Linked DNA regions of Mus musculus: all the other regions are linked to region 3. The links are chromatin loops, found by intact Hi-C in ENCODE. Cell type or tissue: left cerebral cortex. All regions are shown on one strand.

What was found. A loop is a pair of places that touch in the nucleus more often than their neighbours do. Peaks named below come from ENCODE experiments on the same cell type or tissue, not always from the same donor. Only the 100,000 strongest peaks of a DNase experiment are listed, where the experiment ranks them.
Region 1: a loop joins it to region 3, with 3.0 times the contacts of the local background. A loop is called at or near these places in 7 of 42 quality-filtered maps.
Region 2: a loop joins it to region 3, with 2.8 times the contacts of the local background. A loop is called at or near these places in 2 of 42 quality-filtered maps.
Region 4: it touches region 3 in a loop (4-fold over the local background); 2 of 42 quality-filtered maps call a loop at or near these places.

Annotation. Positions count from the first base shown.
Region 1 is chr2:59,527,212-59,535,211 of GRCm38, reverse strand. No RefSeq gene overlaps it. Among named protein-coding and RNA genes, the nearest start is that of Gm39831, 19 kb to the right of the region's middle. In left cerebral cortex, no CTCF peak of the experiment used is centred here; DNase peaks (open chromatin) are centred at 1,490, 3,880, 4,205, 6,273 and 1 more place; H3K27ac peaks cover 377 bases.
Region 2 is chr2:60,414,493-60,422,492 of GRCm38, reverse strand. It overlaps Pla2r1 (phospholipase A2 receptor 1), which reads left to right. Exons shown (of 30, transcript NM_008867.2): 29 at 2,053-2,085; 30 at 2,191-4,950. The coding sequence ends at 2,480. Among named protein-coding and RNA genes, the nearest start is that of Gm13580, 7.0 kb to the right of the region's middle. In left cerebral cortex, a CTCF peak has its summit at 4,190 (motif pointing right); a DNase peak (open chromatin) is centred at 4,202.
Region 3 is chr2:60,204,855-60,212,854 of GRCm38, reverse strand. Marchf7 (membrane associated ring-CH-type finger 7) reads right to left here and starts at 2,919. Exons shown (of 10, transcript NM_020575.2): 1 at 2,771-2,919. It also overlaps a transcript of Baz2b not described here. In left cerebral cortex, a CTCF peak has its summit at 3,082; DNase peaks (open chromatin) are centred at 1,927, 2,440, 2,998 and 3,399; H3K4me3 peaks cover 2,595 bases; H3K27ac peaks cover 1,827 bases.
Region 4 is chr2:60,280,921-60,288,920 of GRCm38, reverse strand. Cd302 (CD302 antigen) reads left to right here and starts at 4,437. Exons shown (of 6, transcript NM_001290660.1): 1 at 4,437-4,861. The coding sequence starts at 4,801. In left cerebral cortex, a CTCF peak has its summit at 4,639; DNase peaks (open chromatin) are centred at 188, 4,728 and 5,557; H3K4me3 peaks cover 1,323 bases; H3K27ac peaks cover 1,077 bases.

The sequences.
Region 1 (8,000 bases), 680 kb after region 3:
TCGCAAAGTCAAAGTTGTACAACCAGCACCAGGACAATGATCCAAAGGAGTCAGCCATCATGAAATGTTTTGCTGTGTTATTAAATTTTTAAAAGCTAGGCATGGGATTATATGCCTGTAATTTTGAAACTCTGGAAGCAGAGGCAGGAAGTTTGTAATTTTGAGGGCAGTGTGGGCTACATGCAACACTTGGTCTCAAAACAATTTTAATTTGTACACTCATACCCATACTGGTATTATTCATAATAGCTGAGAGAGAGAAACATCCCAAGAAACTCTGATATGTAAATGAATATGTGAATAGATAGATAACTTCATAGGATTAAGAAAAGAATCCTACTGTGTGCTCAAGTCTATAATGACCCTAGCATGAAGGAGGCCCCCTAGAGTTGTGTGATGTATTTCAGTCACAGTGTCTCTAAGAATCCCCAAGAGAGACCAACACAAAATGCTCAGGCCCCAGCTGGCTCTTCAGGTAGTCCAGAGTGTGGTGGCCCAGAAAATGAGGAAAGAGGAGACTTTTTGTTTTGGTAAGACACGAACAATTTGGACAACACAGGTTGTAGCAGCGGTGGCTGCGGGGGAGGCATCAAAGTTAATACAGCAAAGCCACAGGAGCCCAGCTGGCAACTCTGAAGGGAGCTTTGAGTCACAGTGGTGGGGGTGTTGTGTCAGGAAGGACAGGCGAGCTGCTGTTGCTGCTAGGCTGCGGCCACAGATAAACAGGTTGTCACGTGAACCTCCAACAGGGCCTCTACTCAGAAGTGATTTTCCTACTGTTTGGGAACACCTAGGTTTCTAATTGCTCCTTTAATCACTTAGAGACAATTAGAAGTGCAGTGAATCTGCAGCGCCCTTGGGTTCCAACCTCTCATTCTCAGATTAGACAACAGCGCTGTAAAGACTTCATATGCCGCACACTGCCACACTCGAGCAGACGCTTGGCTTTGATCTGCGGGGCCTCTGTGGATGGAGAGGGACCTCAGAGTGGAAAGGGCACCTGAGAGGGAAGCCAGAAGATTCCAGAGGCAAGAGGCCCCATATCACAGTTAAGGTAGTTTCTCCTTTCCCATGAGCGCTATGTTCCGCTCCAGGAAGGGGCTCCTGAGGAGGTGACATATCTTCCTATAAAGGACTCGGGAAAGTCTTTCTAGAGGGAAGGACTTGAGCAGGTTTTGAAGGGTGAATAAGAGTTAGGCAAGAGGAAAGAATAGTAAACTCTGAGATTCTGGGTGCTCAAGGTAGAGTCTAGAGAGGGGGTACCAGGAACACTGTGTCTGGTATCCTACAGGAGGGCCCTAGGCCAGGCTGAAGAGCCGCGTTGCCTCCAGTCGCACACAAAGCCGACCAAGGAGCCGTAAGCAGCCTGTGGAAAAGGATTCTGTGTTGAGGGGGAGACGCCTCATACAGGGCAAGTGGCAGTGGGAGAGAGTGGGGGTGGGGACACCAGGGAGGTAGGTGGCTGTTGCAATCCCTAGGCTGTGTCTCATGAGTGAGAGAACTTGCCAGGACAAGCCAGGCAGGGGGTGGGGATGCTCAGCCTCATCTTCTGCATCCATCTGTCCCTTCGCTCACAGGGGGCCTCCTCCCCCACGCCAGCAGAATTTGTGATGTTCTGCAGCCATGGCCAAGGCTCAGAAAGGCCTGTGATGAGTACCACCAAGGTCCGGGGGCGGGGTGGGGTGGGGTGGGGGGAAGCTACCTGCTCTTTTGTGTAACTACAGCACACACATGCGCCATAGTTAAAAGGTTAAACGAGTGGGCAGAGATGCTTCCAGTCAGGGTCATTTTACATCATGAAATTCTAGCTGGAAGTAGATAAAAGGACACTCTAAAGTTGCATTAAATGTGGGCATTTGCCCCCCAAAGATGCCTTCCTCCATCACAGATCATGCTGCTAAGCATGTTAGAAGGAGCTAAAGCTGGGTCTGACTTCCATGGATCCAGGCAAAGGACCTGTGGCTGGAGCATCGACCTGATTCCAGGTGCCAAGCTGATGTGTTCAGTTCTTGGCTTTAGGGCTAATGGAACACTGGCTTCAAGCCGTTGAGGCTATGAGGGGAGTTCTATCTTCTAGACCTCCATCTTGGCAAAGTGCTGTGCTCAGCCAATGAGGAGGGAAGCTGGAGGCTTCTCCCTGGAATATAAGCTTGGGGTGTAGATGCTTGTGAGCCACGAGGCATGGGTACTGGGAACTGAGCTCAAGAAGGGCAGTACTTGCTTTTAACGGCGCTTTGTTGCTAAGAGTTAAAAATTGGGTAAAGAAAAGACTTAGGGCAAGGCCAACTGAAAAATTTGTCAATGGTCTGGAATAAAGATAGCTTCATGGCAGAGTGCTTGCTTGGCATGAGTCAGTCCTCAGCACAGAGGAAAAGATGATAACACATTGGGTAAATGCGCCCACCTGCCTCCCAAGCCTGAGGGGCTAAGCTGGATCCACAGAACACGGCTGGGAAGGAGAGAAGCGACTCCTGAAGAGGTCCTCTTCCCTCTACGTGTTCTCCATAACACATGCATGCCCACGTTCACTGCCCCCCACAACCAAAAATAATAATAATAAATAATTTAAAATTTTTATTAAGACATATTAATGAGTTAGGCATAGTGGCATGTGCCTTTCTTTAATCCACTCAGGAGGCAGAGGCCTGAGGATCTCTGGGATTTTGAGGGCAGCTACAGAGCAAGTTCCAGGACAGCCAGAGCTACATAGAGAGACTTTGTATTTAAAAAAGAAAAAAGGGCATATTAATGACTCACCAGATTGCTGTAATGTCATGCCTTGACTAGAGAAAAGAGGTAATAATAATAATAATAATAATAATAACAGCTATTATTTTTCCAAGCTCTTTAAACTTATATAAGCTACTTAATCTTCATCAAAATTGGTAAAATTATCCTTATTTTACAAAAGATTAAATTGAGAAGTTCATTGTGTCACAAAATCAAGAGAATGGAAAGGACCTGAAAAATATATACTATATGGCATCCCACTGTCTCTTGGGAATTAAAAAGAAAGAAAGAAAAAGTGAGAGAGAGAGAGAGAGAGAGAGAGAGAGAGAGAGAGAGAGAGAGAGAGAGAGAGAGAGAGCAACAACAGCAACAACAACGAACCAATTGCACGCTATTATAACCTGTGCAATGCCTCCCATGGTGGCTGGCTTTATGATTGATGGAGAGGTGTAAGAAGTTACTTTAAGGTTTTACAGATACTTCACTGGGAACTAAGAATCAGAGTTTAGGGGTCCTGTGCTAACTAATGCTGGGATGGAGCCCAAATAAATTCATCACTTACTCCAGAAAACTCTTAGTCCTGAAAGAGCAGGAGTGGAGTCAGCTGAGAGGTTTGTCAGTAACTGCTACATCTTGTTCATCAAGCATTTCCTAGACCCCCATAGCCTTGAACCCATGAATGCAAATTTTGATGCCTCCTCATTCCAACCAGTCCCCTCCTTCCTAAACTTACCTGAGCCGTGCTGGAAATGATGGGAAGTTTGTGAGCCATGCTAAAGCATGATGGGAACTTTGTTGAGGTCATGCCCTCCCCCAGCTTTGCTTCATCAACAACTTTTCTTTTCTCTTAATTTTTGGCGAGTTAACTGTTGGCACTGTATATATTTAACTGTGGTTCTGGTGAAGTTATTGCATTGTCAGTAAGATAGCCAAATCTTGGGGGAGATACTGTAGGTATAAAGTGTATGTGTAGGAATTCTTACTGTGGCAGAGAGGTGTACCCCAAAAACAACCTACAAATATACAAAGGGGCAAGGGTCGGGCAAGGGCACTGCTGCCCTATGGCAGAGCCATCGATAACTATAATGCCTGACTCTGGCACCTCGAGTACTCAGCCACCCACACAGCCACACAGGTGCCAGATTCTACCATGAAATGTATCATGAGCCCCTGTCATCTGCTCTTAAGGGCAACGCAGAAAAACTGTACAGGCAGAGGTAACTCTACATCTAAGAAGACAGACCAGAGGCTTTCAGCCTTACTGGATTTAGGTGGACAGACCCTTGGTTCCCACAGAGACCGTGCCATTGGGAAGGGTTAGCTAATCATCATTCAACCTCATGCCCTGCAGGGATCAGGGAAGGAAGAAAAACTGAAATGACAGTGGAGAGTAAAGATAGAAACAGCAGTAGAAAGAACTGGCAAGTTGGGAGTCAGTCTGAGTCATGAGTGCAGAGTCACCAGGTTTGGAACAGCAGATGCTCAGTTCTCCTGGGCACCATGAGGTATCGGAGTCACAGAGCAGCTGGTACATCCCAGACAGCCACAAACCCTGTTCCAGTTCTCCTTGAAGCCATTGGCCTTGGTGATGATGCACTGAGATGATGATGATGATGACGATGACAGTGATGATGGTGATGATGACAATGATATAAAAATATAAAACATGTAATTTCACATTGACGTGAAATTTAACACAATACTATTTATAATTTTTTTTCAGAGGTGCTGGAGGGCAAACCTAGGGACTTGAGCATGCTAGGCAATTGTTCCACCACTGAACTACACTCTCATCTCTGCGTTGATCTTAAGTGAGAAGTTCCAGAATTTTGAAATGCACATGTAGCCATATAAATACCAACCAGGACATGAGAGGTCTTTTTCACAACCCCCAAAAGTTACGCTGTATCCCTTGACAAATTAGCATGCCTGTTCTTATTTTTGTGTACAGTGTCCTTTTAAATCTGGCTGCTTTCTGTGCAACATAAATTACTTTCTTTTTTGTTGTCTGTTTCATTGTAGGGATGGTTACAGTTTGTCTTTCATCCTGCTGATGGCTATTTGAATTATTTCTACTTTAGAGCTGTTAAGAATAAGGCTGTTATTAGACACTGCTCAGAGGAGAAGGGGAAGGGGGTGATGGTCGGGTGAAAGTGGACCCCTCAGCTCCTCCCTGCTGCCATGTGCCATGGGCTGTGCTGTCCAGCTGTAGAGTTACTGGTACTGTACAATAACTCTAACGTGGCTTGTGTGTGGCAACCGTGGAACTGCAGTGGGAACCTCTGAATGCTGGAACGCCAGGGTCTTGGGATGTCTGTCAAGGAAAGCTTCAGGCATGGCCCTGGGTGGTTCGGGTTCCTTCTGGAAAGGTGTTGAGTTGTCAGGCTTGGCTGGCCCATCCTCACTCTGTTGTGTGGTCTGGGCAGCCAATTATCCAGCATCTGAACTTGGACTATCCAGTCCACTGCAACTCAGGCTTTCGAGAGGCCTGACAGTGAGAATATTTGAACGGTGCCAAAGGGCAGCAAAGAATGCGGTGTGTTACGAATGAACGGCTGCCCTGGGATTCGAGGTATTGAGGTCGGCGATACAAAGGACTAAGGAAAGCATGTGTGTGTGTGTGTGTGTGTGTGTGTGTGCGCGCGCGCACGCACATAACTCTGTATGCAGCAAAAGGAGCGAGCTGAGGTTCCCTAAAGCTCAAGAGAGAATGAATGGGGTAGAAAGAACCGTGCAGCAGGAGAACTGCCAGAGGGGCCCCTTGGGCTGAGGAAGTTGTTTAATGTGCAACTGGCAAAGGGCAGAGAGCAGCCTCTGGAAGTACTTACAGGACAGTGCTAGCATTGAACTTGACGCCACCAGCCTCCTGTGGGCTGTGTGCTCTGGGCTCCTAACGACTAACACAGGCACTGGAAGCTGGGGTTTGTCTCACTTGAAAGGCTTTGGTGTTTACCCCGAGGTTCTGGTCCCAAAGCACCAATTTTACAAAGCCACGCAATGAGAGGCAAGGCTGTTTCTTCAAACCCCCATGCTTCTTCACCCAGCCTTAAATAACGCCAACAGTGGGAACCATAAAGGTCTACCCCTTTTAGCCTTCTGTCTTCTTCTGGCATTAATATTCAATAAAAGCAGTGGATAAAAAAAATTCCTAAGTCCTCCCCTCCCCCCAGACATAGAGTGAATAGCAGGGCATTTTATAAGTTATTGATCAAATTCTAGTTCAGGAGAGAAAGCTAAATGTGTGGGACTGCAGAAAGAGACACTTTGCTGCTGTGTGACCTTAGACCGGTCACTGCCCCTTTCTGAAGCCCGGTCTACTGGAATAACAAGGTCTACTGTTTCTGTTCACTCTCAGTCTTAAGTAAGTCAACAAAAACGTCCTTACAGAATCCCACTCAGTACCTAATAGTTCCCACTGTTAGTCTTTCCTTTTGTCTTAGCTTTCCTTCCCGTGGGAAGTGGCTTGCCTCATAGGGCTCAAAGGAGAAACTGTATGAGCGATGGTTTATAAATGTGAAGTCCTGCTGCAGAGGTTGCTGTTGTAAAGCAGGCTATTCTGTTTTCATCACAGTTGTTAGTCACTCCTCTGTGTTCCAGACATTCTGGAGAGTCTATGCACAAAATGAACGGCAAGTTACTTGGGTCCCAAAAGCCCTTTGGAGGAGAGAGTGATACAACGTAGCAGGCTTCTGGCCTTTAAGACATTAAGTTGTGAAGAAAGGAACCCATTTATATTATGTTACTTTTGAGATAGGGCATCACTGTGTCACCATGGCTGGAATTAAAGTCATGACCCTCCTGCCTCAGCCTCCTGAATGCTGGGACTATGGTCATGTACTGCCATGCCTAGCTTCCCAGAGTTTTGACTGGGAGAAAAAGTCCTTGTTAACTGCTCTACTGCGCAAGGGAATCTGAAGAACTATCTCCAATATTCAGCTTGAAAACAGATTGGGACGAACACACACACACACACACACACACACACACACACGAGTTAAATACTCTTGTCAAAGCTATGAAAACCTGCTGGGTGGTGATGGTGTATGCCTTTGATCCAAGCACTTGGGAGGCATAGGCAGGGGTAATCTCTGAGTTTAAGGCCAGCCAGGTCTACAGATCAAGTTCAGAGACAGCCAGGGTTATAAAAGAAAAACAAAACAAAACAAAACAAAACAAACAAACCTAAAACTCAGGGACTCAGCGATTCTTAGCACTTGAGCATCATCTCTTACATTGTTTGCCCTGGAAATGCTCTCTGAATCTGTAACCATAGCAGGATATTGCAATGGAAGGCTCAGCTCCGTGTTGAGCTGCGATAGGCATAATATTTCAAAGTTAGGCCGTGGACACCATCTATGGAACAAAAATGGACTTCCAGATTTTGCCCTCTTTTCCATGGAAAGACATATTTATCCTCTCTGTATGTACATAGGACATACATGTACATTGCCAAGGATATAGGGATGCGGGGCCATGACCTCAGGCCATGTAAAGCATTCTTAGGTACTGTGAGTTGTGACAAAGATTCCCATGGAGGAAGCTCTAAAAAAACCCCACAAAACCCCATCAGAGAAGATAAATCAGTTACACGCAATCATATACCATTTCCTGTTGCTATGAGAAAACATCTGAGACCTTGTAACTTAAAAAGTGTAGCGGTGGGTATAGTTCGTGACTCTGGAATCCATGACCACGTGTGTGGGTCAGAACACAGCAGAGAACCGAAGGGCAATCTGTGTAAGAGATGGAACACGGGGTGTGGGTACACTTTATCACAACTTTCTCACTCAAACGTACACTCAGTCCCTCAGGAAAGGCTGTAATTCTCCTCTAACTATTGCATCAAAGCCTTCACCTTCTGAGACACCCACAGTAGCAGCCAAATTTCCAACAGGAGTTTCAGAATGGACAAACCATATCGAAACGTAGCATCAACCCATCAGCAAGAAGAGTGGGGAGCACCTCTTGGCTTTTGTTTTGTTTTTGTTTTGAAGTGCAGTTTCAAGTAGTCCAGGCTGGCCTTGAACTCTCACTGAGGTCATCAAGCTGGCAGTGGGGATCATGGAGAAGTTGACAGCTCCTTTTCCCCCACCACAAACCTCCCCAGGAGCCACCTTAGCCCTCAGAGTTTAGGGTTTTACTTGGGACCCAGCATTTAAAACCTGACCAAGTGTTTGTTTGTGTTCTAAGAAACAGTTTCTCCCTGAGGACCTTCAACTACACAGATAAGCATCGTCCTGCCTGAGGTTTTTGGCAATGCCGCCCTGCTA
Region 2 (8,000 bases), 210 kb before region 3:
ACGTCAGAACATCTCAGCTCCTCTAAGATGAAGGGGGGGAAATCATTAATCATATAGATGAAATAAGACATGCAGTTTACACCAAAAAGAGCTGTGCCATGCTAGGAGAAAGTGTAGGGTCATCTTTGGTCGTAGGAAATATCCTCTGTTTATTTGGTGTATTTGTTACGGAGAAGTAGGTATAATTCTGCCTTGTGAGTAGACTTTGCCAAGAAGGTCATATTTGAGTCCATGGTGAGCAATACGGTTTACGGCAATAGAAATTGGTTTTAGAACGTGAAACCAGAAAATTCTAGCCATTTGAAAACAGCAGCGGAGGCTCCTCAGCTAGCGTACCATGAGGACCATTGGCGTTTATGATAATCAGACTATTCCTAGAGTCTCGTTTTGGAAGAAGGAAGGTTAGAGTGCCTCTGGGCTCCTGGGTAAGGCTTCAGAGAAATGAGACGCTGGGCTCTGAAGGAGGAGGAGGAGTGTAGAGAGCTGGAACAAAGAAGGACAGATATGTTAAACCAAAGGCCCAGCATTACTAAAAAGCAGCCACGGAGAATGCACTAGACTGGAGTACCATACACATGGTGCTGACCAATGAGGCTGGATCCAGTGCTTAGCTATGGAGCTGAGATTCCGGGTGGAGCAAAGGATGCCCTGTGTGTAGGGTAGACACCCACAGTGAAATACACTCACCAGATGCAAAGGACAGTGCCGGTGATTTAAATGATGTGACTGAAAACACAGGGAGAAGTAGGAAGACTGACAAGACACTGGCAAAGAAAGAGAAAGGGCTGCCAGCAGGAGCACAGGATGCTTGAAACCCCAAAGTGCGGCAACATTGTAGCAGACAAAAGGCTAACAGCATGCCCACGTTTTCCCTGGCATCTAAGCATCAAGAGCAAATCAAAAACACCACCCCATAATGTCCAGTTTTAAAGTATGGCAACTTTTCAAGGCCCTGGATCAGTTCAAACATACTCATCCTATCGGTGAGAAAAGTGCCTGTCCAAATAGGCTGCATGGAAGACCAGATAGATTTCTTTTGGGTTTGCTTGTTTTTAATGTAGCTTCCTGGAGTAGCTCTTACTCCTTTGTTCAGCCTATCAAGGAACTTGCTACAAAGTCCAGACTGACCTCAGACTCCCAGAAACCCTCCTTCTCCAGCACTCGCTCTCTCTCTCTCTCTGTCTCTCTCTCTGTCTCTCTCTCTGTCTCTCTGTCTCTGTCTCTCTCTCTCTCTCCCCCTCCCTCCCTCCCTCCCTCCCTCTTTTCTGTTCCTAGACCTGAAATTGCAGAGGTTAAATGTTAACCCTTGAGATAGTCTTCTTAAATGAAAAATGTTCTTACAGTAAAATGCCCTAAAACAGAAACTGTGTCACTTCAGAATGGAGAGTCCATGGATTCCTTTCCAGACTCTTGGGAATCACAGATGAGAAATGTGCTGACTGTAAAGATGTTACATACAGACAAGCAGGGCTTTTACTGCTGGGCAAACTCTCCATCTAATCCCAACAAAAAGATGACTTCCTGCTAGTAAGGACCATGTCTTGCATATATTTCTGCTATGATAGTTCTGAGACTATATGGAAATCTTTTGGCTTTAGTAAATTAAAAGGAATGAGGGAAGAAAGAGAAAAAACCACTTGTGTTATGAACACCAATACTTATCAATATAAATGGCTCATGGGCTAGCAATATGTCTCAGCTGGTGAAAGCACTTGCTGCCAAGCCTGGATCCAAACACTGGAACCCACATTGTAGAAGGAGAGAACCCACAAGTTGTCATGTGACCTATACACACATACCATGGTGCATGTACCATGGTATAAGACTGACACCTCTCTCTGTCTCTCTGTCTCTCTCTGTCTCTCTCTCTCTCTCACACACACACACACACACAGAGGAGAATACATGAATGAATGACTATCAGAGCTCTAATAAAACATCATTCATATACTAGGCATGGTATATGAGCAATAGTCTGATTCTTGCTTTGCTTGAATACATAACATAACTTAGATGAATTTAAAGAAATATTTGTTTATTATTTGATTTTAGGCATCCCAGCTGTAACGGCGCAGCCAGAGAAAGGTAGGTTTGGAAGGGAAAGAATATTTAGATATTTCTTAGAATCAATACGATAGAAGGTAGGCATGTGACAGTATCTGTCCTCTGTGTTTCTTTGTCTTTCTCCAGGACTAAGCCACAGCATCGTTCCTGTCACAGTAACGCTGACGTTGATAATAGCCCTGGGCATTTTCATGCTTTGCTTCTGGATATATAAGCAGAAAAGTGACATCTTCCAGAGACTCACGGGGTCTCGGGGTTCTTACTACCCCACACTCAACTTCAGCACAGCACATTTAGAAGAGAACATTCTCATTTCTGATCTTGAGAAGAACACCAATGATGAAGAAGTTAGAGATGCTCCAGCTACAGAGAGCAAAAGAGGCCACAAAGGGCGTCCTATCTGCATTTCCCCTTAACGAGATGCCGTTATAGTGTGAATTGCGCCTCTGTTTTAATTAATCTTCAAGCACTGGTTTTGAATCTTAACCAAATCAGATGGGATTTAACGTATTCATTTCCTTTAACTGTGGCCCATTCTGAAAAGGCCCATTATTTTAAAAGACAAGAACTATTAAATAGAATTCTCAGGCCAGTCTGGTAAGCATTCAGTGTGTAGGTACACTCGATACATTAAGAGAAAGGGGGCGTGTCCTCTCACTCCATATGACAGGATGGTACTTCTGCCAGTCAGTGCTTGTTTGATTCTAAATCAACCATTTTTAAATGGTGTGGTTTGGGAAAATCCTAAATTTTAGACTTCAGGTTCTGAGCTCTCAACTAATACTTTGAATGACAAAGTTATATTAGATCTGATTCTCAAGTTAAGTGGGAGAAATACCACCTTCTCCTACATATGAAGAACTCAGTAGGCAGGCACTCTCAAGAACAACCATACAGTTTAAACTGTGCCATAAACCCTCACCTGTTAATTGATTACCTTGATTTAAAGATATCTTTTAGGTAAGTTTAAAGAAATGCATTGAGAGTTTAATATTGTCAAAGTTCATGGGCCTTACTTATTAAAAACTAAAATCTAAAATTATAAAATACTATATAACAATCTTTTGTTATTGTTCTGTTCTGTTTTGTTTTCAAGACACAGCTTCTTTGTATAAACAGTCCTGGCGGTCCTAGAATTCACTTTGTATGCCAGACTAGCCTCAAACCCTCTGCCTCCCAAGTGCTGGGATTAAAGGTGTGTGCCACCACTACCTGGCAATATGTAATCTAACCAGGGCTTACAGAATAGATGTAACTCAAACTTAAAGAGAAAAAAAAGTGAAGATCTGAATTGTGCTCCCATTAGAACCAAACTAAACAAGATGTTGAAAAAATACTGAATAAAACAACCCTGGAGAAGGTGTTTTAAAATAAACTGTCCATTCTGACCATCTCCTTTTAGTCTTGGATTAGTTGATGCCATTGGTTGGTTAATGAGGATTAAGAGTATGATATTTGGGGCCAGGAGACAGTTCAGTTGGTAAAGTATCTGCTGTGCCATCTTGAGGACCTGAGTTCAAATCCCCAGTACCCACATAAAGACTAAGTGCAGTGGTGCACATCTGCAACCCCAGCTCTGGGGTGGGTATGGGACAAAACCAGGCGAATCCCAGAAGCTCTTTCACCAGCCAGTCTCGCCAAGCTGATGAATTTCAGGTTCAGTGACAGACTTTATCTCAAAAACTATCATGGGAAAAGACACCTAATGTCAGACTTTAGCCTCAGTATGCCCACACATATATGTGCATGCACACACACACACATTAAAATTTTAAAGTATATTTCCTGTGTATTAAAAGGTCACAGGTTTGATATTCTGTCATTAATTTATGATAAATAAAAGTGTCTCCATAATCAAGAGTAAGAGGTTACTTGCCGTCTGAGTGTTTACTGGGTGTCTTTATTAAGATAGATCTTCTGTTCTAGCACAGTCCTGGGGTGAACCAGTCAGGGTGGCTTCTATGCTCATGACACGTTATTCCCAGGGAAGCAATCTATACACAGACGACAGGAGGTAGCTATGAAAATTAAGTATGGTCCCTGGGATAAACATGGGCACTCTCAGGCTTGCCTCCTTGTGTATTTCTGCCAGTACAATCCATGGCCCTGGTGCTACCTGCCACTCGTCACTAGGGGGCGCTCTGAGAAAAAGTATGAATGTGTTCTGCACAGCAAACTGGGATCCTTATCAGTACAACCTGAAGACTAGAGTCCCTGTAGACTATTACAACGACTACAGCTCCCGGTCACAGCTCTTTGCTACTGCTGTTATGTGGCTGACACACTGGGACACTTGACTCTCATTTTGTTTTCCAAGTCATAGGACTTAACTTTTAAAAGAACATTATATTAGGTAGCAGTTATATATTTATGACTCAAAAGAACTAACCGGATGGTATAAAGACTCAATTTAAAAAACTCTCAAGTGAAATTAAATTTCCTTTTATTTTGGTGGATTTGATGAAGCTGTGGTCAATTAGCCTCCCAGTAAAAGTATAAAATCACACATAACAAGTGGACAAAAGTATGCCCTTGCAGCCGTGGCCTTGCTGAAAGAGATGAGATTGCTGTCAAGGCTCTGTTTTGAAATCCTGTGTTGAGCCTTCCCTGAAGCCTGTCCCCATGAACCAATTTGCACTTGTTCCCACTGCTGAAATTTCAGAAACATAGAGTACTAAGGGACTCGCTTTTTTCACATATGAACCCTTTAAAATCCTTTTCATAGATCTCTTCTTCTTTCATTAATTTAAAAATATTTTTCATACAGTATATCTTGACCATATTCCTTCTCCTCTCAGACCTTCCCCATCTCCTTCCCCACCTGACTTCATATTCTCTCTATTTCTCAACAACAGTACAATTAAAATAAACTAACAAAATAATAAGACCAAAAAAAAAAAAAACTAAACAAAACAAAAATCACACACATAAAGCAACCCTTGGCATTCATTTTGTGTTGGCCAACTGGTTGATATACCCAGTATCACTCCAACGGAGAAAATTGATTGCCCTTCTCCCAGCAGGTATCAATTGTAAATAGCTTCTTGGTTAGGAGTGGAATGCACATTTATTTTTAATCAGAATTTGATTTCTTATTTATTTACTGTGCATTCGTGTTTTGCCTGTATGTATGTCTCTATATAAAGGTGCCAGATCCCCTGGAACTGGAGTTTGAGGCAGTTGTGGGCTCTCATGTGGGTGCTGGGACTTGAACCCACGTCCTCTAGAGAAGCCCCAGAACTTAATTTCATAACTACAGCATAAAAAAAACATAGGATTAAAAATTCACTCATGATTAATATTCATCCCTTTAAAATATATTATTTTCCTGAAGGGTCTTTGACCATGGGTTGATCAAAAATTTACTAGACCTTGGGACCATTAAAAATTAAAATATCTATATATGTAAGTTTTTCCCCTGTGACTGACCTGAGTATCTTTAGATACTCCCAAGAATTGGAAAGTCTTGGATTTTTTTCAGTTAATAACATCTTGAGTTCTTCCTATTCTAAGAGCCATTCAGGTTTGATTGTCATCGAAAGCTCCACACCTGAATGGTCTCTTTAGATGACTGTTTAGTCTTGAAGTCTCTTTACCTCTTTAAAATGGCCAAATTAATATATAGTTAACGTCTGGATATCCAGAACAAACACAACCAAAGGAATGACGTATATAATTACCTTTACATTGTGGCTAAATCCATTTGAAGTAATTTTTTTATAGTGATTCACAGTTGATACTGGAGTGGATCAGAAGAGGCAAGAGACTCTGGATTCCTCATCATGTCTACCATTCAAATATTAATTGACATAAACAATTTCAGTTTAACACCTGTATCATGCCATGTGTTGTATGACCAACAAAATCAACATGTGCGTTCATAATTTGAGGCATAAAAATAACTGCACACCTGACAAAGACAGAGGCGGATGCTCGCAGCCAACCATCGGACTGAGCTCGGGGTTTCCCGGTGGAGAAGTTGCAGAAGGGACTGAAGGGGGTTTGCAGCCCCATGAGGGGAGCAACACTGTCAACAGGCCAGACCCCACCCCCAGTCCTCCTGGGGAATAGACCACCAACCAAAGAGTACACATGGAAGGACCCATGGCTCCAGCCACATATGTGGCAGAGGATGGCCTTGTCAGACATCAGTGTGAAGAGAGACCCTGGGGCCTTGATGCCCCAGGGTAGGGGAATGCCAGGGTGGGAAGATGGGAGTGGGTAGGTGGATGGGGGAGCACCCTCATAGAGGCAGAGGGAAGGGGGAAAGGATAGGGGGTTTCCGAAGGGGAGACCAGGAAAGGGGAAAACATTTGAAATTGAAATAAAGCAAACATCCAATTAAAAAAAAAAAATAACAGCACACGTTCTAAGAAACTAGGGGTAACTGAAAACTAGAGCCTTTAAAAATTCTGTGTGTTTTGGAAGTATGGGTTCAGCTGCTGATAGCTCTCTCAGCCCCAATGGAATTCCGAGGATCCTGGAGGGTGATTTTCCAGACTGCACAGCATTTATAATTTCATGTCTGGTCTTAACAGTTCAACATAAGACAACCGAAATTCAGTCTTGTTAACTCTTTATGTTGTGAAGCACTGTCAAGCTGTTTGCATGTGGTTTTACAAAAGATTCAGGCTCAAAGAAAAGGCCAATACTGCAGGCATACCTGTAAATAAATATCTAGACTGTGTGCTTCATTTCATTATTTTGTTTTGTTTTGTTTGTTTGTTTGTTTGTTTGTTTGTTTGTTTTTCGAGACAGGGTTTCTCTGCATAGCCCTGGCTGTCCTGGAACTCACTCTGTAGACCAGGCTGGCCTCAAACTCAGAAATCCGCCTGCCTCTGCCTCCCGAGTGCTGGGATTAAAGGTGTGCGCCACCATGACCGGCGGTTCATCTCATTATTGTTACTACATCTTCAGTGTTTTTAAAGAAGAGCCAACAAAAGTGCCCAAACATGAAGCGCTGGGTAAAGTAGAGAGAATCTGCATACGCCTCTAATTCCTGATGAAGGTTCTAATTGCAGAAGAGAATATCTCACGAAAGCCAGAAACTGAGCCCCCACGTGTGACAGTGACCTTCTCTACTCAGAGTTAATTAACATGAGCACTTGCTTCTTGCAGGGCACTTCGCTATAATTTAGAACAAATTAAGGGGAAAAAAAAATCACTCAAGTGCTGTTTTTCTTCCCACTGTGAAGTGAGCATGATGGACCAAATTTAATGCATCTAAAATGCTATCATCCGTTTCCGGGATTGATGAAAAGCAATGAATTCCAATATCGCTTTTTAAAAAGAATCCCAATCTGTGTTTCTTCTAATGTTTCCTATTAATGATCAATGAGTTTGAAGATTAATAAATGTCTTTTCCACTGCACCCATTAAGTCTCCTATCTACATTTGACTCACTGTATGCGCTCCTGGATATTTTTAAATAGATAAATCTTAAATTTAATGTGACAACCAGTTAAAGAATCACTTTTGTTTCCTCTTGCCTCTTCCCCAGCCCTGAAATTACAGCTTTATTGTTGTTTGTGCCTGGCCTGGAGCTCCTCTCTTTGTCTCTCACCTGATGAGGGCATGGCCCCAGTGGCTGTCTGAACTTTAACTTCTTAGTGCGTAGGGCTTTGTGGGAGCTGGAAATCTAAGTCATAGATATGATTAGCTCTCTTAGTTAATTAATCAATTAGTTAATGCTTAATTAATGGTTAGCCCTCTTTCCCAGTAGACCCTGGAACCTGCCAGGGGATGTGTGGAACGAAAGGAAAAACATGGGAAGAGACTCACAGAACTCAGTCAGCGGGGAGTGAGCTCTGGCTGCTAGAGTCACACTTCGATTGGGGCTGGGGAAAAACTGATTGGCCTGGAGCAAGCCTAGATGGGCAGTGTTTATCCAAGCCACCCCCACAGGGAGTGCTTAAGCAAGATGCCTCTGATCTGGC
Region 3 (8,000 bases):
AGATAACCTTTTGAAATCAATTTGCTATTTGGGTGACACAATTCAATCTTCATTCAGCAACTGCAAACCAATTGAGTTCTTCATGCCAACTCAGAAATACATGATTACTAGCTTTTACAAGCTGAGCCTCTCTACAGCTGCTGGCAAAAATGGGCACAGGGGAGGAGGTGATTTTAAAACCTGCCATTCAAACTTATCTAGTCTAACCAGTAGTCAGAGGAAATATACTTGAGAACAGGTAAAACCAGCTTTGGCCACATTAAGTTCATGTTAGTGTAGAAAATTAAAAATCACAAACATCAAATCTCAGTCTACTGTCAAATTATAAAGCAATTTTACCATTTATACTCAGTTCTTTTGGATTCAATCTCAGCAACTTTACTAATAATTTTTGTAAAAACAAAACAAAAAAATAGATAAATGGATTAACGCAAACAGAATTCTCCTTTCGTGATCTAAGAACTTTAGTAGGAACTTGTTCCTTTTTAGGTTGTGATCTAATTTGGCCCATTGCTGATCTACAGTCTACCAGCTCATGACTTAATTTGTTGCTTAAAGGTATAGCTTGATACAAGCTTATACACTCTAAGTATTGCCAGGTATTTTACAGACACACAGAAGAATGTGTCAACAAAGATAAAGATAGTTTTACTTGGGTACAACAGCTCTTTCTCCACCCCATGGCACAGGGCACTAAACTTTCTAATTTATTAATCCAAGTCTTCACTGCTAAGCTCTAACTTTCCTTCATTACCTTTCCACTGCGGAAAGCCCTGTCACCTCCCAAAACAGCACATCATCACAGCAGGTCCTAGCCAAGCCTCAGTTTAGCTCAAGCACTCTACAGTTGTCCAAGCGTGTGCCCTCTTTCCACCCCACAGTCTGTCCGTACAGTATTTACAGTAAGGAAGGCAGTAAGGTGCATGTTTACGCGTTGGTCTGATGACTAAACTGTGAGTTGTTGGAAGATGTTGCGTCAAGCTCATTCCTGCAAAGGGAAGTTCTAACCTGGTAACCAAACAATGCTTACACTACTTGATAAATTTTCCACTCGACCATTACTTTCCTAAAATATATTAAAACGTGGATATAACAGATGACAGGTGTGTGAGAGATGGATATGGAATAACATTTGACTGCATAAAGGCTACAGATGGCTCACATTCAAGTTGATTATCCAAAACCTTCATGTAGAACACAGAAAAATCTGTGAAGTTATATGAGAAAACAACCTTCCTTATTCAAGACACCTGACCTGGGTTGAGGGGTCTTGAATATAGCTCAGAGAGCAAATGCTTAGCATGCCCGAGACCCTACACTGTGTAAGACAATCTGACCCATCATGTAACTGAAAATAAGGTAATGGGGGGTACTGAATTGCATTATATACATATATGAAACTGTCAAATAATGAAAAAAAAATCTTCGGGTATGAGAGAAAGAGGAGGGCGTGAAGGAGGGAGGTGGATGGTGTACCAAACATCTAGGGCAAAACTAGAAGTGTGTGGTGGTGTTGATCTGGTGGCACAGCAATCCCGGAGCTCAGAAGGCTTAAGCAAGAGTATCTTACCTTAGAGGTGGGTCTGGATAACATCATGAGTTCAGTGCCAGCGGGAAACACAAGGTAAGAGCCCTCTAATCAACCCATAAAAACATGAAGCTATAGGGACACAACTCACAAAGTCCAAGTTTCGTTCTGACCAGAATGCTTGATGATAAAACTTGGTGGTAAATTCCTTCTGTTTGAAGTCATTAAAAATCCACAGTACAAGTATTATGCCCTGTAGTGTGCCTGCTCTGCTGACTGCTTCACACACTATCTCCTTAAAAAAGGCATCCCAGGAGTCGGGGGTGGAGGGGACTCATCTCAACTAGGAGATCTTAAGAGGTAAAATAACTATGGTCATGGCGATGCCAGAGTTTCTGGTTCCATTGCGACTGCCTCAGCACAACTGCTGCTTCTCTCACTCACACACACACACAAAAGCTCCTCAAAAGGAAATACTGACCCCATTTCGGGTTATCTTGTGAGACTACATAGGATCTACCTTTTTTAGTGAGAGTACTATTGTTTGTCAATCAGGACGGTATCTCGGTACTCACCCCTACGTTCTGGATACAAACGGGGGAGGGGGGGTGGGACTTAAAAAATAAGGACACTGAAGACAATAAAAACACACACACACAAACTACAGAATGGCGTGTGACCCGGACCCGCTCTTTAAACTGTTTTCACACTGATCGTGACGTCATGTTTATGACCCACACGGATTTCCACCCCCATATACCAACACGTACTTTTGTAGGGGGGTGGAGAAGGAGGGTGTTCACTGTAGTGGTTTCGGGGTGTGTGTGTGTGTGTGTGCGTGCGCGCTCTTCACTACGCAGTTTCTCCAAGGTGAGGGTGCATTTTACTACTCACACCTTGCGTGTCTAGAGTCGGCCCCTTACACCCGTGTCTCGCCCCGGGTCAGGAGAGCCAGCCTTCCTGCCTCACATGCCCGTGTCACGCCACTCCCGGTGCGGGGCCACCGAGAGGCCTACCTCCCTCCACCTACTCCGAGGGGACTGGGGGAAACCGACCGAAATCCCGGGTGAGCCGACCCCGCACTACGGCCGCCCGGCGCCGCAGGTCGTCGCGGGTCCCCGAGGGACGCGCACCATCTGCCCGCCCGCCCGCCCGCCCTGCCCCCGGGGTCCCGGGTGGGGGTGGGGGTGGCTCGCACTCCAGCGCTCCCCTCCCCCCCACGCCGCCGCCGCCGCTCTTTACCCTCTTCCACCGAGCACTCCGCTGCAGGGAGTGTCGCGCTCGCCGCAGCCACACCGCCGCCGCCTTCCTCGCTGGGCTCGGCTCGGCTCTCGGGCTACCGGCAGAGAAGTCGGCGACGAAGCACAATGGCGGCCGCCCCTCCGGATGCGCCGCAGAAGTGGCCGCCGCCGTTGGCAGCCCCGCCCTTCCTCCTCCCCCGCCCCCTGCGCGCTCGCTCGCCCGCTTCTCGCGAGAGCCGCGGCGGCGGCGGCGCTGGCGGCGCTGCGGGGGAGCCGGGAGCTGCGGGCGGGCTAGACGTGCCCCGCCGCGGGGTGGTGCTCTGACTGCGGCAGCCGTTGAGGGCCGCCTCGGGGGAAGCTGCGAGGCGCCACGGTAAGCGGCCGCAGACGGTCGGCGACGTGCGGGCGTGCGGGCGCCCGGAGCGGCGCGGCGCGGGAGGCCGGGCGGGCCGGTCGCCGCCCGCAGTGCGAGGGGCTTCGGCGCCCGCCTGGCTCCCGCGCCCGCCGCGGGCCCCTACCAGGCCCGCCGCTCCGGGTCCCGCCCGGCTGGTTGCGGGGGTGGATTTTGTTTTCTCTGCGCTCGGCAAGTGGCGCAGGGACTGTTTACGGAATGGAGTCCGACGCTGCCTTTCCCCCACCTCCCCTCGAGCCTCCCCGGCGCGTCCTCCCTGCCCAACCTTGTAGGATTTGACAGCTCTCCCTCCACCTACTACAGCCTTCCGATTGATTCCTACACCCTGCTGCTGGCAGTTTCCCTGGAGTAAATAAGTTGTAGCGACGGGGTATTTGGACGATCACTTCGGAATCTTAAAAAAAAAAAAAAAAAATCGGGCTTTTTAAGCTCTGAGAGCGCAGCTACAGGTTTTGCAGCAGACATTCACTTATTTAGAAAGAGCGAGGGAATCTGTGACGTAGTCTGAGGAATACGAGAAGAAACTTTCAGAAACCACGGTGAATGTGGTTAAACTAAGATGTAAATGAGGACTAAGAAATGCAAGAGAGTATGGGAAAAGCCACAAATTATGTGGCGTTTCAATGATGGACCAAACGCAAGTTGTTTAACGGTAAGTTCTTACTAAAACTTGGAAGCACAGGGAGGGCACTTGGGTTTTTAAGTGACCTATTTGATTTAAGGGTGTTTGTTTCAAAGAATAACTTGGATCTACATAATTCCACTAAGTGACTAAGTGAAATGCTACATATATATATATATATATATATATATATATATATATATACACATATGTATATATACATATATACAGTCAGTAATCATCTCTCATTTTTCTTCACTCATCACTAATAAATTTCGTACAAACTTAAGGGTTTTGGGTTGTTTTTTTTTTTAATTTTGTTAAAGTTGACACCCAGGTGTCATCCTTTTAGGGCATGTAGTAGACAAAGTGTCTGGTAAAGGATAAAATTAAGTACAGATTACTTTTGAGGAGATGTAATTTGTCCTTTTAAGAGAAATAATTGTTCCATTCTGTTTGGCCGTGTAACACCCTTAAGAATCAGAATTCATGGGTTCATATCTCAGCACTTTGTCTGATTACCTTTGTCTTCAGCAGTTCTTTAATGTTGCCAAGAATTCCTTAACCCAGGCTTCTTCCTGTGGGTTAGGGAACCCTAATCCGCCATGCTCCCCAAACTTCATGGTGGTGTTGAAGGGATTAAATGAGGGGATCTGTCAGTTCTTAGAACATAGCAAGCGTTCCATAATTGTTAACAGTTACGTTATGTGTCTAAGCCACCATTCGGCCTTTCTGGAACTGAACCTTGTGGAGACCCCTTGAACATCTTTCCCAGTTTATTTTGTGTTAAGAGGATCGACTGCACCATTTTCCTGAGCTATAGTAGACAAACGTAGTTAGTGGGAACTTCTCTACAGAACCCCTGACAAGGACAGTGCAGGTGTTGGCCGGTTATGGTTTCGTCTCCTCTCAGTGCTGAGGATTCTGTGAGAGGTGAGTGTGGTGCCAGCTTCCTCTGTGTGTGTGTGTGTGTGTGTGTGTGTGTGTGTGTGTACGTGTGTGTATACGTGGAGGGGTGCTGGCCACTAGAGCCTGTGTGAAGGTCGGGGGCAGCTTGTGGGAATGGGTTCTCTCCTGCCATGGATTCCTGGGACTCAGACTCGGGCCAGCAGGCTTTGCAGCAGGCTCCTTTAGGTGTTGAGCCACCTCACGGGCTCTGGATTCTAATTCTTAGTTAATGCTAGGTAATAGCTATAAAACACGGACATGTGCTTATCCTTTGAGAACAGTTAGGGGAGTGTGTGTGTGAGAGAGAGAGAGAGGGTGGGGGCAGAGATTGAGATTGATTTACTCTCTGCTGTGAATTTTTAAGTAATTTATCATTGTCAATAAATAATTATTGAAATTTTGTTGTGCTAAAGACATTTTATGCTTTACTAGGAATTATGGATATAATCTAGGTAAGATAGTGACTATTGTTTCCAAAACAATAATCGGAGCAAAGGATTTGATAGCAAGCATCTGAAATCAGAATTCCTCTAAACAAACTAGACACCGTCCCTTTGGTTTGCAGCACTCTCTCTTAGCCCTTTGATGATCTGTCCGTACAGCTGTGGTTCCTTTCTGACTTCAAGGGTCTCTGTTGACCTCTTGCCAACACCGTTTCATTAATTTCCACTTCTTTACTTCCTTCCCTAAGACACTGTCTTAGTGGCCTTTATTCTCTTCATCCCTCTGCCTTATGAACTTGTCTGTCATCTGGCCGGGTTCATCCTGCCCTGATTCTTGGGTTTAAGCACTGTTGTTATTGTTGTTTAATCTGCCTGAGTACTTAGAGTTCTCGTTCAGATTTCAAATTACCTGTTTGCTCTTTCCACCTTTATACCATATAACCTCCTTAGGAGCTCCTCTATGCATTCTTTACTATTGAGAAGATAGGGTGATGTTAGCTTTTTGCAAATTGATCATTTTCAATTATAGGTTATCTTAATCTTCTGACAAACAGGTTTCTCCACGCTGAGACAAGTATTTACAGAACCTTTTTGGGATACCAATTTCTTCTGAGATGAAAATCTTATTAATCCCTAGGCTAAAGAAGTGAATCTGGGGTCATCAACTAACTTGACAATCTACTATTTAAATTTATAGGTAGCGCCTGGCATGGTGGCGCACACCTGTAATCCCAGCACTCGAACTCAGGAGACGGAGGCAGGAGGATCACAAGTTCAAGGCCAGCCTGGGCTACAGAGTTCCAAGCCAGCCTGGACTATGAGACTCTGACTCAAATAAACAAAAACTAATAAAAATAAACGTATAGGTAGGTCCCGTTTTTCTAGATTAAGAGTCCCTATTTGTAATAAATGTTACATGAAAGTCCTGTGCTGTACATTTTGATAAAAAGAATTCCTTTTGTGCCAAACATTGTAACCCTTGTATTTAATGGTCTCCTAAATTTTTAATTTTCCTCAACAATTTTTGTTGAAAAAGTGCAAAATTTAATAAATGAATATCTAAAAACATTCCTTTAATTGACTTCTGCTTTTTTTGGCAGCAAAAAGTTTGCTCTCCAAAGGTAGCCTTGAAAGTATAAGAACACGTGAAATGAAACCAGCCTGCCACCCTGAGAAACTGCTCTCACGCTGCACCTTCAGCATAGGTCTCATTTTCAGAGACTGCAGTCACTCACAGCTCTTCCAGACTCTGTCCTAGCCAAGATGACTTCCAATCCATGGGGCACAGGTTCCTTTTACACTGCTTAAAACCTAGGGTGTGGGGCTGGAGAGCTGGCTCAGAGGGTAAGAGCGCTTGGAGTTCCCAACATCCAGTGTCTCACAAGTGCCTGTACCTCCAGCTGCAAAGCAGCCGATTCCCTTTTCAAGCCTTCGAGGGCACTGCATTGATTTGCACAAGCCATCATACTGATACACACATACACATCTAATTAAAAAGTTAAATCTTAAAAAATTAAAATGTGTTTAGTGAAAGCATCCATCTCTTATTATTGACACAACTCGGGTTTGTGGAGGTTGGGCTGAATCTCCCCCACCAGCTGTTACTGTAAATACTTTCAATGAGGCAGTCATGCCCATTAGTTTATGTATTGTCTATGTATTAGTCAAGGTTCTCCAGAGAAGCACGGGCAGTCGTATACCACACATTATCTGTCACTTAACAGGAGATTTACTTTAAGGGTTGGTTAATACGATTGTCGTGGGTGGCTGACAAGTTTGAAATTTATAAGGCAGGCTGGCACGTAGATTCAGGAGTCTTTGACAGTCTTGAGGGAGAATTTCCTCTTTCCTGGGCATCCTCAGTCCTTTTGAGGCTGATTGGATGAGGCTCATCTACATCGTTGAGAGTAATCGCCTTCACATACAGTTAGCAGGCTGTAGATGTGATCCACAAACACAAACCTCCTGCACAGCATCTACCAGGTAAGGGTTGATTGCAGAACTGGGTACGGAAGTCTTAAGTCAACACTGTAAATTTAGCATCACACGTGTATGATTATTTTCTTCCTACAGAATCAGAACTGAGTGCCTGAGACAATACTCACTGTCTGGTCCTGTATTCATAACTTTTCTTGTTCTGGGGACAAAATACCTGACAGAAGTAACTTCTGGAAAGAAGAGCCTGTGCAAGCTGACTAGTTTTATGTCAGTTTGGCAGAAGCTGGGGTTATTTTAGAAGAGGGAACTTCAATTGATAAAAGTGCCCCCTGTCAGATAGGCCTGTGGACAAACCTGTGGTACATTTTCTTGATCAATGATTGACATAGCAAGGCCCAGCTCAGTGTAAGTGGTGCCGACCTTGGACTGGTGTCCTGGGTAAGAAAGCAGGAGGAGCAAGCGAGTAAGCCGTGTTCTTCTGTGACCTCTGCATCAGTTTCAGCCTCCAGCCATGACTTCTCAGTGATGGATTGTAATGCGGAACCGTAAGTGAAAATTCTTTCCCGAGTTTCTTCGGTCATAGTGTTTTGCCATAGCACTGGAAGCCCTAAGACTCTAACTGGTATCACGGTTCACAGTGGTACTTAGCATGGCAGGGAAGAGATGGTGTCAGGACAGTGAGGAGGCTGGTCACAGTGCTTCTGCAGTTAGGAAGCAGAAAGAAACAGAACGGTGCTCTACTCAATCCCTTTTCATTTAGTCGGGGTCCCCAGCCTATACAATGATGACGGCTCCACTCTGGGTGGGTCCTCAACCTCAGGGAAACCTATCAGGAAATGCCTTTTAGGTATGCCCAGAAGACTGGCTG
Region 4 (8,000 bases), 76 kb before region 3:
TTATCGATGGAAGACAATTTTGGAGAAGATGAGACGACAGAGTTGGTTCTCTCTTGACAAAAAGAGGAACTGGGCTTGCCTGAGATGAGGAAGCGTGTCTTCCTCTCTAAGGCTACAGAGGAAGAGCTGCAGATATGCATTTGAAGATGTTTGTCTCTAGCTGGTAGTCAGTCAGTGAGTGCCTCTGGTTTCTTGCTCAGCAGGATGCAAGAGGTTCTTACAAGAAAGCAGACAAGGCTCAGTGACTGTAAGAATGCCTTTGGCATGTACAATGACAGGGCTGGGAGAACACAGTGACTGAGGTAGGAAGAAGAGGATTGCAGAAGAGGTACATGGAGCCCCAGATGCATGGGTAATGACAACTGTTGGGAAAATGGAGTTTCTCTTGTGGTCCTTAGTTGTTGCAATATGAGGGTGGGGGGTGGGTGGAAACTGAAGAAGCAGCAGAAGAAAGGGATGGAGGCCAACAGGAATAAAAGAGGAATGTAAGGCTGTGGAAAATGAAGGCGAGGGATGGAGTGAGACCAGAGGGGAGAGAGGTGGAGAGAAAGAATTAAGGCAGGAGATATAATCAGAGAGGAAGACTCAGAGTGATGTGTTCCTGCTGTCTCCCACGGAAAATGATATCTCGTGTCTCAGCATGAAAAAAGAGGCAGAGTGTGCCGGGGCTGCCTAAAGAGAGAACACACCTTTCTCTAGTTCAAATAATAAAGCAAAAACCCCAGCTGAAGTAGGTCACAGCTTAAATTAGATCCAGTCATTAGATGGTGGATTCTATCCTATGTCTAAGATGCCTTTGAAAATTAGTTGAACACAAACCAATCTACACTTGTTGAAGTTGCCAATTAATCTCTACTCCAACTGACCCAGCGGCAGCAGCATGAAACTTTTGATACCCACCCCAATGTTCTGGGTTTCTGAATGAAAGACACACACACACACACACACACACACACACACACACACACTCGGCCTTATATTTTAATATGCCTTAAATGGTTTAATGGCTGAGCCACCTCCAAACCTCCATGTGACTAACACCTCCCCTCCAATATTTCTGAGTTATTACTTACTAAAAATCTATATTCCATCGTTGTTGCCCTAGACCCAGATGGGGTGAGGGCCCCTGGGGCCACCCTTTCCAGGCTCTTACATGATTGCTATACTCTCTGTTCTGCAGCTCTCGGGCCTGGTAGCTACTCCTTTCCTGGCACGGCAGCTCTAGTCCACCACTGCCACCCCCACCTTGCCAGGGAAATCCTAAAAAAAAATCTCACCTCTGTCTCCCTGTCCAACCATTGGCCACCAGCAACTTTATTTACCAATCAAAACCAACTGGGGGCGGGGACTCAGTGTCTTACCGTGTGGATTCTCCTGCAATTTTGAGGACCCAGTTAACATCATACAAGCGTTAAACCACATCCACAGCACACATTAATAAATATGCAAAGGTGGCAGTGAAGAGAAATTTGTCAGTTGCGTGATTCCACAGAGTTGCTGTGTAGTTAGTGGGCAAAAGAGCCCAGAATCAAGATGTTTCCATAGCTAAACAGAATGCACTTGGAAAAATCTGCTGTCAGTGTTTGTTTAGTATATGAACACATTATTGACAACTTATGAAGTCTGAAAGTGAATAACAAGCAAAGTCTTGACATTCGGACGAAGGGGCTGAGCCTGGAGTGCAGTGAAAGAAGACTGGACCACACTGTCGCCAGCGCAATGCATTCTCGATGCATTCCCACCAGCAATGGGCTGCTGCTCCACATCATCCCAAGCACATGGCTTCGATCTTTGGGGTTTGAGTCATCCTTGCTTTCATTGACAATCCTTTAATGACGTGACCCGGAGCATCTCTTCATAAGCTCATTTGCTATCTGCTTATCTTCTTGAGTAAGAAGTATCTTCTAACTCTGCCTTTCGCTTGTTTTCTTTGTATTGAGTTTGACTTGATTTTTTTTTCAAATAAGTCACAGATTGTTGTTGTTTTTATTTGTTCATTTTATGTATCTGAGTACACTGTCACTGTCTTCAGACACACCAGAAGAGGGTATCAAATCCCATTACAGATGAGTGTGAGCTCCCGTGAGGTTGCTGGGTATTGAACTCAGGACCTCTGGAAGAGCAGTCAGTGCTCTAAACCTCTGAGCCATCTCTCCACCCCTTGACTTGATTTTATACACCAATAATATGAGGCTTACTTACCCAAGGGGCCTTGCTTGTTCTACTCCCTGAGTTAAGTATAGTTGCATCATTTATAAAAGCATAGTTTAAAAGAACTGGCCTGTAGTGTCAGCACTCGGGAAGTACAGGCCAGGGCCATGAGTTTGAGTCCAGAATGGCATGCATAGTCCTTATCACAGACAAACGAAATGGACTTTAGAAAGTATTTCATTAGTTCCTTGAGAATTCCATACAGTATGTTTAGGTTATTGTCTAAGTTAGGGTTTTTGTTGCTGTGAAGAGACACTATAACAAAGGCAACTCTTATAAAGGACAACATTTAATTGGGACTGGCTTACAGGTTCTGAGGTTCAGTCCATTATCATCATGGCGAGAAGCACAACAGCATCCAGGCAGGCCTGGTGCTGGAGGAGCTGCGAGTTCTGCATCTTGTTCTGAAGGCAAACAGGAGAAGAACTGACTCCCATGTGGCTAGGAGAGGGTCTCAAAACCCACTCCCACAGTGACACTCTTTCTCCAACAAGGCCACACCTCCTCCAACAAGGCCACGCCTCCTCATAGTGCCACTCCCTGGGCCAAGCATATTCAAACCACCACAGTTATATTCACTCCCCTGTCCCAGTTCCTCTCACACCCATCCACTCTACCCTCCTCCCTTTCCACCCAACTTGTAGCTTTCTTTATTTCATCCTCTCCATCAAAGCCCAACTGGAGTTGCCCTACTACTTTTGGGAGCGAAGCCTGATATAGATTGTGGTCAACCAACTAGAGGGTCGCATCTTTAAAGAAAATTAACTTTCCCTCTCTCAGCACTATTAAATGCCATTAGGTCTTCGTCCACTGGTAAGAATCTGTGCCCTGCTAGCGCCTCAGTGGTGGGATTTTTATCTGGGTTGAGCTTTCATATATCTCAGGCATATGGTCACAATCTCTGTGAGTTTACATGTACGTCTGCCCAGTCGTGTCCAGAAGACAGTTTCCTTGATGCTATCCACGAGCTCTGACTCTTACTATCTTTCTGACCTTTCTTCCTCAAAGATTCCTGAACCTTGAGGGGAGGGGTGCAATATGCAAATCCCACTTAGGGCCAAGCCCTCCATGGTTTCTTATTTTCTGGACATTGACTAGTGGAAGGTGTCTATTAATTGCCATTTACTGTGAGGAGACACTTTTCTGATGAAGGTTGAGAGATACGCTCATCTATGGGCAAAGCAGTAGGTCTCTAGGAATTACTTTAATACTATGGCCATTTAGCAGAATAATAGCATTGTGCTTCCCCTTAGGGACTGCAATCTATTTAGCCACAGGTTCTTGGCACAGTGCCAGGTATGGTACTGGCGGGACTTAGATCCAATCATAAAATGGTTGGTTACTTTTGTGACATTCATCCAACTACCACAGCAGTACCCATATCTTGTTGGGCCCCATCATTGCTGTACCTTACAAGGTTCATATCTGGATGAGATAGAGGTGTGTGCTGTATACACGAATGGAGGAGAAAGAAGTATTTCCTCCTACATCCGTGTGCACAGCAAGCACTTCCCGGAGCGAAGAAAGCTAAATGGGAGAGTTGAAGCTTCCAAGTTAGTGCCATCTTGACCACCTTACCTGACTCAGCGATGTGGTTTCTTCGGCCACAGGGGCTTACCAACAAGTTCTGAAGATAGCCAAGACTATTGGCACTGACCTGTAGTTCTTGGGGCTTTATGAGATTCCATTGGCAACAACTCAAGAAGAACCCGTTTTTGGTACTGGGGTTTTATTTGCTAGGTGGTATCTATCTTCTTTCCCTCTTGTAAGGTAACTCCATTAAAATTTTCCTCTCTCCCTCCCCCCTCCTTCTCTTCCCCTTTCCCTTCCCCTCTCCTCCCTCCCTCTCTTCCTCTTTCCTTCGCTTCCTTCTCCTGCCCCATAGAGGCTGTGTTAGCTGTCCCATCCCATATTCCTTCCTTTAACTTGTGCTTCTACCCCCATCCCAGTCAAACCTTCCTGTTCCGTTATTCTCCTTTACTTTCGATACAGTAACTAGTGGCAGAGATATATTTTCTAAGAGGCATAGTCCACCAGGAGGGAATTGTGAAAAGGGAGATTACGGTTGCTGACACCACCTTCATTAAATAACCAAAGTCCATCAATCTTTGTCCCTCTGTATGATTCTTGCCAAAAGGGCACAAACAATTCTACTAAGAAGAAACATCAGACGAACCCAAATGTGCTTGTTCCTGGATAGGGTCCTAGAACAGAGATAATTGTCAAATGCCACAAGTGCTATGGATTAGTCAACAGTGCTCCACCAATGCTCTGTCCTGGTTCCTATCCTTGCACTGATGTTATGTAAGATGCTAACATTTGGAGAAGCTGCCGCAAGGATTACGGGAAGTTCTATTTATTTTTGCAACATTTTAGAAAGTCTGAGATTACTTCAGTTCAAATGAGAAGTTTATCTTTAACGAAGAGAAGTTGGAGTCTGCGGTGTGTCCGCCGCTTGGGGATCTGAGCGTCCCAGCAGTGCGACCCTGGGCTCCACTCCCCCGCCTCGAGTGGGAGGCGTCGCAACTGAGCTGGGAGCTGCGCACCCGACAAGCACCGCCCCCGGCCCGCTCTCGGCGCCGCGCAGTCATGCCCCACGCAGCGCTGTCCTCGCTCGTGCTGCTGAGCCTCGCCACTGCCATCGTCGCCGGTAAGCTTCCCCTGCCGCGCCCCGGAGAGTGCAGAGTCCCCGCTCCCACCGATGGCCACGTGCCTCGTCCTCCGACCATCCCGCAACCATCTCTCAGGCTGGGTGGCTTCAGAGAGCCAGACCCGGGACAAAGGCCAAAGCAGAGGACCCCACTTCCACCGTGTCTGTATCCTCACCTCAGACCCCCCAAGACGGTTAGCTCGCTAGAGGGTAGAGGAACTGTAGAGCCCTTCAATGGGTGGCAGTAGGGAAGGGGTGAGGCCTGGGGGTGGAGGGAGGAAACAGGCCCTGTCCCATGGCTAGTGGGCAAGTTGTTAAAACAGGAAAAGAGTTCAGCCACATAACCCCTGCATCCAGAGGGAGGAGAAGCCAGGCTGGGATCTCACTACAAACACTGCGATTTAGAGAAACCTTTGGTCGGCTGATATACAGTGACATCTGAAAAATTAGACATAATTAGTCTTGCAAAATGGCACACACACACACACACACACACACACACACACCCCGAGGAACACAGACAATTCCACCGAGCATGTGTTTTTCTTTAAACAGGCTTTCCGGGGAGGCACGTCAAAATATGTTAATGGGGAAACCCTGGGGGAGATTTCCTTCCAAAAAACACTACCAATCCTACCAATCCTTTCCGAGAATGAAAGAGCAAAGTAAACAAGAACTAAGTGGACACTTGTGTGGGCTTCAGTAACAGGATTATGCAAGGGATTTTTTTTTTCCTCCACTGGATTTCACTGCATTTTAAATAAATTTCTGTGTGAAATCGGCTGACAGCGGGAGATATTTTAAAGGCCCTGGGTGTTGAAGACCTAGCACACTGAGTTGCTCTGAGCTTGCAAAGCTCTTTTCTTGGGTTCCTGTAGAGCAGCACGGATGACCAGTCGGGCTGTGTGCTGCCTCTCTGAGAGCAGAAGCAAGACGTACTTTAATTTTATCTAAGGCTGCACTAGAGCTTCCTCGAAGTCTGGACCACCTCTGAGTCCTCCTTAGGCTCCCCTCATTATCTGGGACACCCTAACTCCCTCTTAGTGCTCTCTCTCTCTACCATGCCAGGCTAATTTTAAAAAATACTTTGTTGTTGTTATACCAATGAGATGGTGCAGTGGGTAAATATTCTTGTTTTGCAAGCCGGGTGACCTTCGTTCATTCAATCCCTGTAACCAGGCAAATTGAGGAAAGAAAAGGTTATCCTCTGACCTCCACAAGTACACTGCACACACACACACACACACACACACACACACACACACACACGATGATAGCCCCGTTAAAAGGGAAGAAAAATACATTCCTAGCCAATTTGGAAAGAGAAGGAGTTTCTAGATTTGGCATTACCTGTGAAGTTGTTTGAACACAGAGAGGTCAAGCCTCCTAAGTTTTATTCTTTTCTAAATCTGGTCTGGATTTCTGGATTCACTCTGACCGCTTCCGTTGGTCAGGAGACCACAGTAGATTACAGTAAAAATGATCGAGCTCTTCCCACACTAGTTAGCCACCTTCTGTGTCCCCCAGTGACGTGGAAAATGGTACTTCATAGGGCTGTTGTAGAGTATACCTACTACAGGCCTGGGAAATCCTGGTCTCCTTCTCTTTGCCCTTATCATAAAGCAAGAAAGGTAATCGCATCAACAGAAAACATCGTGAACATGCCACTCGACTGGCTATAGTTACTGAGCACACTGACAAGAGCTTACCAAGATTTAGAGTTGGCTGAATGGCAAGATCCCCACACTAAAAGAACCTCAGTAACCTAGCCTAAAGTGGACATTTAATGCTGAAGCGGAAATCGCTCTTTTTTTTTTTTTTCTATTACGTTGGAGTATGTTAGTGAACGTGAACTTGTTAGATTTGGTTCTCAGCTCAGAACACAATGGCTATAACATCATTTAACTTCAGAAGGTTCCATGGCAGACCTGTCTGGGGCTTCTCTGGTTTTGGATTGGTTTGTTGTAGGTGCTGGTTGGGGATCTAAACCCAGATCCTCATGGTAGTGCACCAAGTTCTTTACCGCTGGGCCACGCCTCTAGATCTAGAGCCTCTCTGGGACAGTGCCCACGCTCACCACTATATGCTTGGGACTACTGGGTCAGTGGTTTAGCCCGAGTGGTATGGGAGGAGTGAATGTAAGTCTTCCTTCTGTGTTTCTCATGTGGGGTGGCATCTAGGCCTCAGATTTTGAGTGGCTGTTACCTGTAATCAATGGTTTCAGTGCCCCTGCCTTCTTTCTGATATTAACTCACTACCCTCCCTGCTGTTAACTGAGTTTCTCCAGCCTGGCTTGTGGGAACCCTAACCTTCTCTTTCTTCTACACAGGCTACTTAAACCCTTGCTGTTGGTGTGGTTATCCTTCCCCTACTATTTAGATATTCGCTATTATGTAATATCCAAGGCCTTCCCCAGACACCTACACTCTTGGTTACATCTCAGTGTTTTATCTTCAGTGTCTACATTCTTACCATCACTCATCTTCCTAGGAAGAGGCTCTGCAACAGCAGAAGCCCCTTGCTGTCTTGAAGAGCTTTGTTTTCTTTCGATGTGTCTTTAAACTCTATTTTATGGTAATAATGATGAAAAATGGGATAATTTTAAAAGTAGAGGTGTCAGTTGCAATTGTGATTGCTTACCAATTGTATCTTGGAACTTATAACTGAATTCAAAACATGTGCAACCTCTACATCCATCAAGGTCACTCTTTCTTGCCGTTGTAGATGGAACTCTATTTCAGGGGACGATTTCTCAGATTGGATGTAAGAGTGTTTTTACACGAACAGGTGAATTCGCAAATAGTTATTATTTTAGGATTTCTTCCATTGTTGAGAAGCTTTTAAGAATTTGCTGCTGTGTTGAAAAATCAATGCTGCCACTAAAAAAGTGTGTGTTCCACTCTACAGACCAAACCAGCATATCTAATAAAACGTATACGGCTGAAAACTCCTACAGATGTTTTTCAGCATGCTATGACACAAACCCATCTGGACAATAGGAGTCATATCCGGCTTAAAACAAGGTCAAGAAGAACATTGTCTTCTTGCATTGTCTCTGTTAGGTGCGTGATTGTTTTCATGAGTTATTCTAGATTTTGAGGAGAAACAGGAGATTTAATCCATAAAAGAAATGGACCGG